2 separate regions of the Homo sapiens genome follow, and region 2 is linked to region 1. The links are chromatin contacts, found by Hi-C or POLR2A ChIA-PET in ENCODE. All regions are on one chromosome and are shown on one strand. The core of a region is the stretch at or near the end of the contact, and the rest is flanking DNA. Distances in the headings are between cores, read along the strand shown. Region 1 overlaps LOC105369956 (a long non-coding RNA gene). Region 2 has its middle 160 kb from the start of C12orf75.

Region 1 (4,010 bases), core at 766-3,265:
CCACCTTACACTTCCCACCCTCCAGACCTGTAAGCAATACATCTCTGTTCTTTATAAACTACCTAGTCTTAGGTATTCTGTTATAGTAGGAGAAAACAAATTAAGACAGAAAATTGGTACAGAGAAGTGGAGCTGTTACTATAACAAATACCTGAAAATGCAGAAGCAGCTTTGGAACTGGGTAATGTGTAGAAGCCGGGAGAATTTGGAGGAGCAGGCTAGAAAAAGCCTAGATTGCTATGAATAAAGTGTTAAGGACAATTTCAGTGAGGGCTAAGAAGAGAAGAAGACCAAAAAAATTCTGTAATGTCTTAGAGATTACTTAAGTGGTCATGACCAAAATGTTGATAGAAATACAAATGGTAAAGGCCATTCTGATGAGGTATCAGACAGAAATGAGGAACAACATATTGGAAACTGAAGTAAAGGCCATCCTTGCTATGCAGTTGCAAATAACTTGGCCAAATTGTGTCCATGTTCTAGGTCTTTACAAAATGCAGAACTTAAGAGAGATCAACTAGAATATCTAGTGGAAGAAATATCTATGCAGCAAAGCATTCAGGCTGCCAGGCTGCTGCATGGCTACTTTTAACCATATACAGTGAGACGTGAAAGGAGAGAAATAACTTAAAGATGAACTTTATAATTAAAATAGAGGCAGCTGAGCACGGTGGCTCACCCCTGTAATCCCAGCACTTTGGGAGGCTGAGGCAAGTGGATCACAAAGTCAGGAGTTTGAGACCAGCCTGGCCAATAAGGTGAAATCCCATCTCTACTAAAAATACAAAAATTAGCCGGGCGTGGTGGCGCACACCTGTAGTCCCAGCTACTCAGGAGCCTGAGGCAAAAGAATCACTTGAACCCAGGAGGCAGAGGTTGCAGTGAGCCGAGATCGTGCCACTGCACTCCAGCCTGGGCAACAGAGCAAGACTCCATCTCAAAAAAAAAAAGAGGCAGAACAAAAAGATTCAGAACATTCAAAGCCTGGCCATGTAAAGAGTAAAAAAGCATGTCAGGGAAAGAAAAATAAGGGTGTGGCCAAGAGACTGTTTGCTCAAGAGATTAAAATGGCTAGAAAGGAGCCAGGTACTACTATTCATCAAGACAATGGAAGAAAGACCCCAAAGACATTTCAAACATTTTTGAGGCTACACTTCCCATCACAGGCAAAGCTCTAGGAAGGAAGAATGGTTTCAGGGAAAAAGCCCAGGGCATCCTCCATGGGCTCATTATCCAGGGCTGCCTCAGGACTCTGCTTCCCTCAGCATCCCTCAGCCACCCCAGCCATGGTTCAAGTGGGCCTTTGTATGTCTCAAGCCACAGCCCTAGAGGGCTCAAGGATTAAATCCTGGTGTCATCCTCATGGTGCTAATTCTGTAGATATCCAGAGTGGATTAGCTACGAAGCCATGGTGGCCTCCATCTAGATTTCGAATGATTTTGTAAACAGCCTGGGGACTAGGTAGAGGCTTGTCACTTGGGCACAGCTACAGCAGAGAGCTCCTACCAGAGCAATGCCAAGCAGAAATATGGTGTCAAAGTCACCACAGAGAGTCCTCACTAAGGCAATGCCCAGTGGAGCCATGGGAGCAAAACCACCTCAGAGACCCCAGAACTGTAGCACTACCAGCATGCAATGCTTGCCTAAGAAAGCTGCAGGCACAAGACCCCAACCAAAGAGAGCTCAAATATGAGCTGAGCCTAGCAAAGCCATGGGGACAGGGCTGCCTGAGGCCTTGTGGGCTAAACCCCCACCCCAGTGTGCCCAGGATGTAGAATACAAAGTCAAAGGGTATGATTACCCAACATTCTCCAGGGAAAATGTTGTTTTCTGTTAGGTTTTGGACTTACTTGGGTTCAGTTACCCCTTTTCTTGCCTATTTCCCCCTTTTGGAATGGAATGGGAATGTCTTTCCTATGACTGTCCCACCATTGTATTTTGAAAGTAGACAACATGCTTTTAGTTCACAGGCTCACAACTGGAGGAAATTTGACTCAGAATGAATCATGTCTTGAGTCTCACCTATATCTGATTTAGATGAGACTCTTGAGTTGTTGCTGAAATGAGTTAAGACTTTTGGGACCTTTGGGATAGAATGCATGTATTTTGTATGTGAGAAGGGTATGAATTTTGGGGGATCAGGAGTGGAAATGCCATGGATTGAGTGTCCCCTCCAAAACCCATGTTGAAATTTAATTTCCATTATAACAGTATTGAGAGGTGGGACTTTTAAGAGGTGAGTAGCCCATGAATAAATCAATGCAGTTATCGCGAAAGTGGGTTAGTTCGCATGGGAGTGGGTTCCTGGTAAAAGGATGAGCTTTGACCCCCATTTGTCTCTCACACACATTTGTTCTCTTGCCATGTAATGTCTTCTGCCATGTTTTGATGCAGCAAGAAGGCCGTCACCAGATGCAACCCCTCAATCTTGGACTTCCCAAGCTCCAGAATGATAAGCCAAATAAATCTCTTTTCTTTATAAATTACCCAGTCTGATATTTTGTTATTGCAGCAGAAAAAGGACTAAGACAATAACAAACCTACTCTCACAATACAACACATAACACTGTTTTGGTCAACAATGGACCACAAATACAACAGTGGTCCCATGAGATTATAAGGGGACTGAAAAGTATCTATTGCTTAGTGATGTCTTGATGATTCTGACCCTGTGCAGGCCTGGTCTAATGTTTGTACCTATGTCTTAGTTGTTAATAAAAAAAAAAAGTTTTAAAAGTTAAAAAAAATTAAAAATAGAAAAAAATTTATTGAATGAGGATATAAAGAAAATAGTCTTGTGCAGCTGTACAGTGTTTTTGCATTTTAAGCTGTGTTATTATGACAGTCAAAAAGTTTTTAAAACAGCGGGCAGATCACGAGGTCAGGAGATCGAGACCATCCTGGCTAATGTGGTGAAACCCCATCTCTACTAAAAATACAAAAAATCAGTCAGGCGTGGTGGTGGGCGCCTGTAGTCCCAGCTACTCGGGAGGATGAGGCAGGAGAATGGCGTGAACCCAGGAGGCGGAGCTTGCAGTGAGCTGACATTGCACCACTGCACTCCAGCCTGGGTAACAGAGCAAGACTCCATCTCAAAAAAAAAAAAAATTTAAATGTTTATAAATTAAAAAGTGGCAGTAAGCTAAGGTTAATTTATTATTGAAGAAATAAAATATTTTTATAAAAATTTAGTGTAGCCTAAGTGTACAGTGTTTATTAAGTCTACAGTGGTCTACAGTAATGTCCTAGGCCTTCACATTCACTCACCACTCACTCATTGACTCACCCACAGCAACCTCCTGTCCTGCAAGCTCTATTCGTGGTGAGTGCCCTTAACAGGTATATCATTTTTATCTTTTATACTGTATTTTTACTTTACCTTTTCTATGTTTACATACATAAATACTTACTATTGTGTTGCAGTTGCCTACAGTGTCCAGTACGGTAATACACTCTACAGTTTTGTGGCCTAGGAGCAATAGGCCATATCATATAGCCCAGGTGTGTAATAGACTAGACTATACCACCTATGTTCGTGTAAATGCACTCTATTTGTTTGCATAACAAATCAAATCACCTAACAACACATTTCTCAGAATGTATCCCCTTTGTTAAGGGGTGCATGGCTTAGCTGACTTGAAATTCAAACTCACAAAGTCAATTTGCAATAAAAACAATATATCCTGTGGTCAGGGTAGCTTTGATATCATGAGAGGAAACTCCAAGAAGGCTACTCTGGCAGCCCCATTGTCCCTCTACATCCCCAACCCCATAACCCATGCCAAAGTCAGAATCTGACAAAGCTGACTGACACCCCAACAACTGGGTCTCCCTGTAGGATTCTAACTGGTATTTTCCAGCTATGTCTTCCCATAAGCAATTTACAAGCTTTGTTAACTGCATCATCAAAATTTCAAAAACAGCAGTCTGTTTTTCTCAGCAAAGAAAATAGTGTGAGAGAGAGAAAAAAAGAGAGAGCTTTTCCAAAGAGTGTTAAAAAGCCAAGAATC
Region 2 (4,010 bases), core at 785-3,284, 52 kb before region 1:
ATTAAACAACAATCAAAAAAATCTCTTAGCAAACCAGGATAACAACAGAACAAAGTTTCATAACCTCATATAGGATACCTATTAAACCTGTAATAAGCATTATTTTAATATTTGATATTTGTAAAATGTTAGAATTATTACAATTAGAATCAGGAAAAAGACAGATACCATTCTCACTACCTCTTTTTCACACTAAACTGGAAGACATCGTATAATCCTCCAGGAAAAATAAATAAAAGGCATAAGTATTAAAAAGAAAGAAACAAAACTCTGTTAGCTGATGATATGATTGTCTATGTAGAAGACCCCATTGAATCTGCAGACAAATCAGTATAAATGATGAGAGATTTACAAGGTTACTAGATCTTATGTCAATTTTCAAAAACCATTTTCATGTCTACACACTAGCAACAAAGTTAGAAAATTTAAATTTAAAGATATAGTTTACATTTACAGATGAAATAATATCATGTTTGGGATTTTCTTAATCATAATCTTGGGAAGGGTAGGAAGAGAACAGCTGTCTTCTCACATCATGCCACCACCACCACCTCCACATGGTCATCACTACCATCTTTACTAGCATCCTCAGGGCAAATCACTGCCACTTCTACCTGCTCTCACCATGATCACTGCCATTACACCATTACTGCTATCCTATCACAGTCATTGCTACCACTGCCACCATCACACTGTCACCATCATCTGTACCATCTCTAGTACCATCCTTTCTCAAAACATTAATACCACCATTGCCACCCTCACCATCACCATCACCACTGTATTGTTTACTACCATCTTGACTACAATCCTGTTACTGACATCTTGATTACCATTGTATGGCCACCATCACCACTATCAGCAGCAATGCCATCTTCACTACCATCCTCATGGTAAACCATCACCACTGTCACCACCATCATGGCCACCACTATCACCAATCTAAATGTCTCTGTCATCATTATGACATCATGCTGGAATCATTACTACCACAACCATCACCACCATCTCATAGTCCCCATCATTACTACCATCCTTACAAGCAAACCATTACCAGCATGACCAACATCCTCATCATCACCATCATTATTACTTCCATCGTGGTACACTTGGGCTATCACTACCACAACCACCATCAACTAGAGCTAGGTGTCCCTCCACTGTGCTCCCAAAGCCTGTTGCATGCATTGTTCACACTGCTTCATAAAACCTGTGTACATGTTGTCTCTCTCATTGAGTGGTGACCTCTTCAAGAGCAGGGACAAGAACTCATTTTATTACATAGTTCCTACACCAAACACAACACCTGGCACATAGAAAGTACCAAATCAGTATCAGTTGAGTAAAGGAATGAATGAATAAATGAAAGCTACTATAAATAATAATAACTAACAATCACGTAAGGCCTTCACGTAAAGCTCACAATAATCCTATGAAGTGGGTAGTACCACCCTTGTTTTTTTTTCAGACAGGGTCTCACTCTGTCACCCAGGCTGAAGTATAGTGGCTCAATCATAGTTCATAGCAGTCTCAAACTCCCAGGCTCAAGCAATCCTCCTGACTCAGACCCCTAAGTAGCTGGGACCACAGGTGCACACCATCACACACCCAGCTGATTTTAAAAAAATTTTTTATAGAGACGGGGTCTCATTATGTTGCCCAGGCTGGTCTCTAACTTCTGTGCTCAAGCAATCCACCCACCTCAGGATCCCAAAGTGCTGAGATTACAGACGTGAGTCACCCTCCCGGCCTACCCCTATTTAAGGATGAGGAATTTGAAGGTCAGTGACTTGCCCAAGGTCACATAATTAGTAAATGGCTAAGCCAGAACATGAGCCCATTTCATCTGGCTCCAGGGCCATTGTCACTACCTGCTGTATTATAGTTTGCCCCAGCTTTTCCTTATATTTCTAGCTGCAAGGTATAATCATGGAGGGAAAGCATTCATCTCATGGGAACCTCAAAATCCTTGGAATGTGGATTACCTAGAGCCTACTTGTCAGCTTAGCTACCGTGAGTTGGGCTGTGCCTCTGAATATGACTCCCTTGAAAAATATCCCCAATTCTCAGGGAACATTTTCAACTCTGGGTTGAAAGTTGATAGTTTGTGCTTGTTTCTAATGAGCTTCCTGTCTTAGAAGGGGAAAACAAAGGCTATCTAATAAACACAGCTGATTAGCAAGCCTTGAAATATCCCAAACTCCTAAGAGAGGAAAGCCAATTGTGTGTGAGGGTGTGCAAACTCACGCGGGGCAGTATAATTGAAGGAAGCTCTCAAGGAGTTGGTGTATTTCAGAGGAATGTATCATCCGCTGCCACAAAGCTGGGCTCCCTGACCCTGGCCTTGGTTTAGCTCCTGGAAACGCACTGCAACAGGACGGCATGTAACTATCAGTGGTGACACATTCAAAACATCCTCTGCACATTCCAGCACTGCTGGGGGTGGGGAGTGTCTACAAGAAACACCTGATTTATTAAGAAATCCCTACTCCTTTAAGCCAAGATATGCTAGCGAGGCTCCACAATGACTTGGCAGCACCACAACGACCTTGCACACTCACCCAGCTTTGCTTTCTGAGCGGGACTCCCAGAAGAACATGTTCCATGGTGCCCTCCTTGCTCAGAGACTCTACTTCGGCTCAGCTACAGTATGCAAGCCACAGCCAGCAGCATCGTGCTTACTTATTTGCTATTGGGTTAATTGGGTATCATGCATGGTACTATTTTTCTGCATTGTCTTAGCTGATATGACAACCCAATCAACCAGGTTGCCTTTGGATCGTTATTTTATAGACAAGGTAACCAAGTGTATTAGTCTGTTTTCACACTGCTGATAAAGACGTACCCCAGACTGGGAAGAAAAACAGGTTTAATGGACTTACAGGTCCACATGGCTGGGGAGGCCTCACAATCATGACAGAAGGCAAGGAGGAGCAAGTCACGTCTTATGTGGATGGCAGCAGGCAAAGAGAGAGAGCCAAGTGAAAGGGGTTTCTGCTTATAAAACCATCAGATTTCATGAGACTTATTCACTACCATGAGAACAGTATGGGAGAAATCGTCCCCATGATTCAATTATCTCCCACTGGGTCGCTCCACAACACAAGGGAATTATGGGAATTATAATTCAAGATGAGATTTGGGTGGGGACACAGCCAAACCATATCACCAAGGATAGAGAACTAAAGACTCCACCAGGGAGTTGTAGGTCGTCAGTGCTGCAGCCCAAATTTCAACCCAGGCCTTCGGACTCCAGAGACTGTGGTTGCAACCACTGTGCTGCACTGCCTCCCCAAAGACTTAATTAGAGGGCCCTTCAAGGGAAAGCTCCAAGTACATGTGAAAAGGGAACTCTTGCAGGCCTCCATTCTTCTGAACATGCACACGTTAAATGGAAGTGCAAACTTTCCAAGTAACTTCTACGCATTTCGTTTAAGGTTGGTGTGTGTGTGGCAGTTCTCCTTGATGGGTTGTAAATGCCCTCAAGGCAGGAACTGTACATGATATCTTTTGTGTCTCCCATACCTAGCCAAGTGCCTGGCATAGAGCAAGTGGTCTGGAAGTGTGTTTTTAAAGAGGGGAATGAAGATGATGATCCTAATGAAATGATGCTGCTCTCTGAGCCCTGTGGTTGTTTTCAGTCTGGCCTCCCACACTGTCCTGCAGGCAGCCTATACTCCAGCCCCATTGATCACCTCCCCTAGTCCCATAGACACACCCACGCTTTCACATCTCTGTGACTTTGCCTACGATGTGGCCTCCACCTGGAATACTGTTCTCTGCTCTCTCACCTTTCTTTAAAAGCCCATCTCAATGCCACTTTCTCAGGAGACTTCTATGGGTCCCTCCTGCAGCTAGAAATAATCCCTCATTCTGAACTCCCACAGTTCCTGTTAGTTCCTTCCTGTTCTTTCCCTACCCCTTTTCATCTCAGAGGGTTATTGTGATGCTGAACTGAGATCATGTTCAAGGAAGCTCTTTGTAAACCAGGAGGCACTGTCCAAACATGA

Evidence for each region. Hi-C counts contacts between places; a loop is a spot of excess contacts on that map. ChIA-PET counts read pairs that join two places held with the same protein, here RNA polymerase II (POLR2A). Pooled maps may share reads with other maps.
Region 2: a map of endothelial cell of umbilical vein shows a loop between it and region 1 (6-fold over the local background). The contact joins two enhancer-like sites. A Hi-C loop is called at or near these places in 4 of 168 maps with a recorded cell type or tissue (Caco-2, endothelial cell of hepatic sinusoid, endothelial cell of umbilical vein and 1 more) and 4 of 50 pooled maps. POLR2A ChIA-PET finds 5 or more read pairs at or near these places in 3 of 52 experiments (Caco-2, MCF 10A and endothelial cell of umbilical vein).

Annotation. Positions count from the first base shown.
Region 1 is chr12:105,431,961-105,435,970 of GRCh38, reverse strand. All of the region lies in intron 2 of LOC105369956 (a long non-coding RNA gene), which reads left to right. The region is part of intron 2 of LOC105369955 (a long non-coding RNA gene); the gene reads right to left. Among named protein-coding and RNA genes, the nearest start is that of C12orf75, 100 kb to the right of the region's middle. Within about 2 kb of position 2,015, at least 2 of the 41 ENCODE cell types and tissues checked have a DNase peak (open chromatin) inside an H3K27ac peak, as active enhancers do; they include endothelial cell of umbilical vein, where a contact is called at or near this core.
Region 2 is chr12:105,483,860-105,487,869 of GRCh38, reverse strand. No RefSeq gene overlaps it. Among named protein-coding and RNA genes, the nearest start is that of C12orf75, 160 kb to the right of the region's middle. Within about 2 kb of position 2,034, at least 6 of the 41 ENCODE cell types and tissues checked have a DNase peak (open chromatin) inside an H3K27ac peak, as active enhancers do; they include endothelial cell of umbilical vein, where a contact is called at or near this core.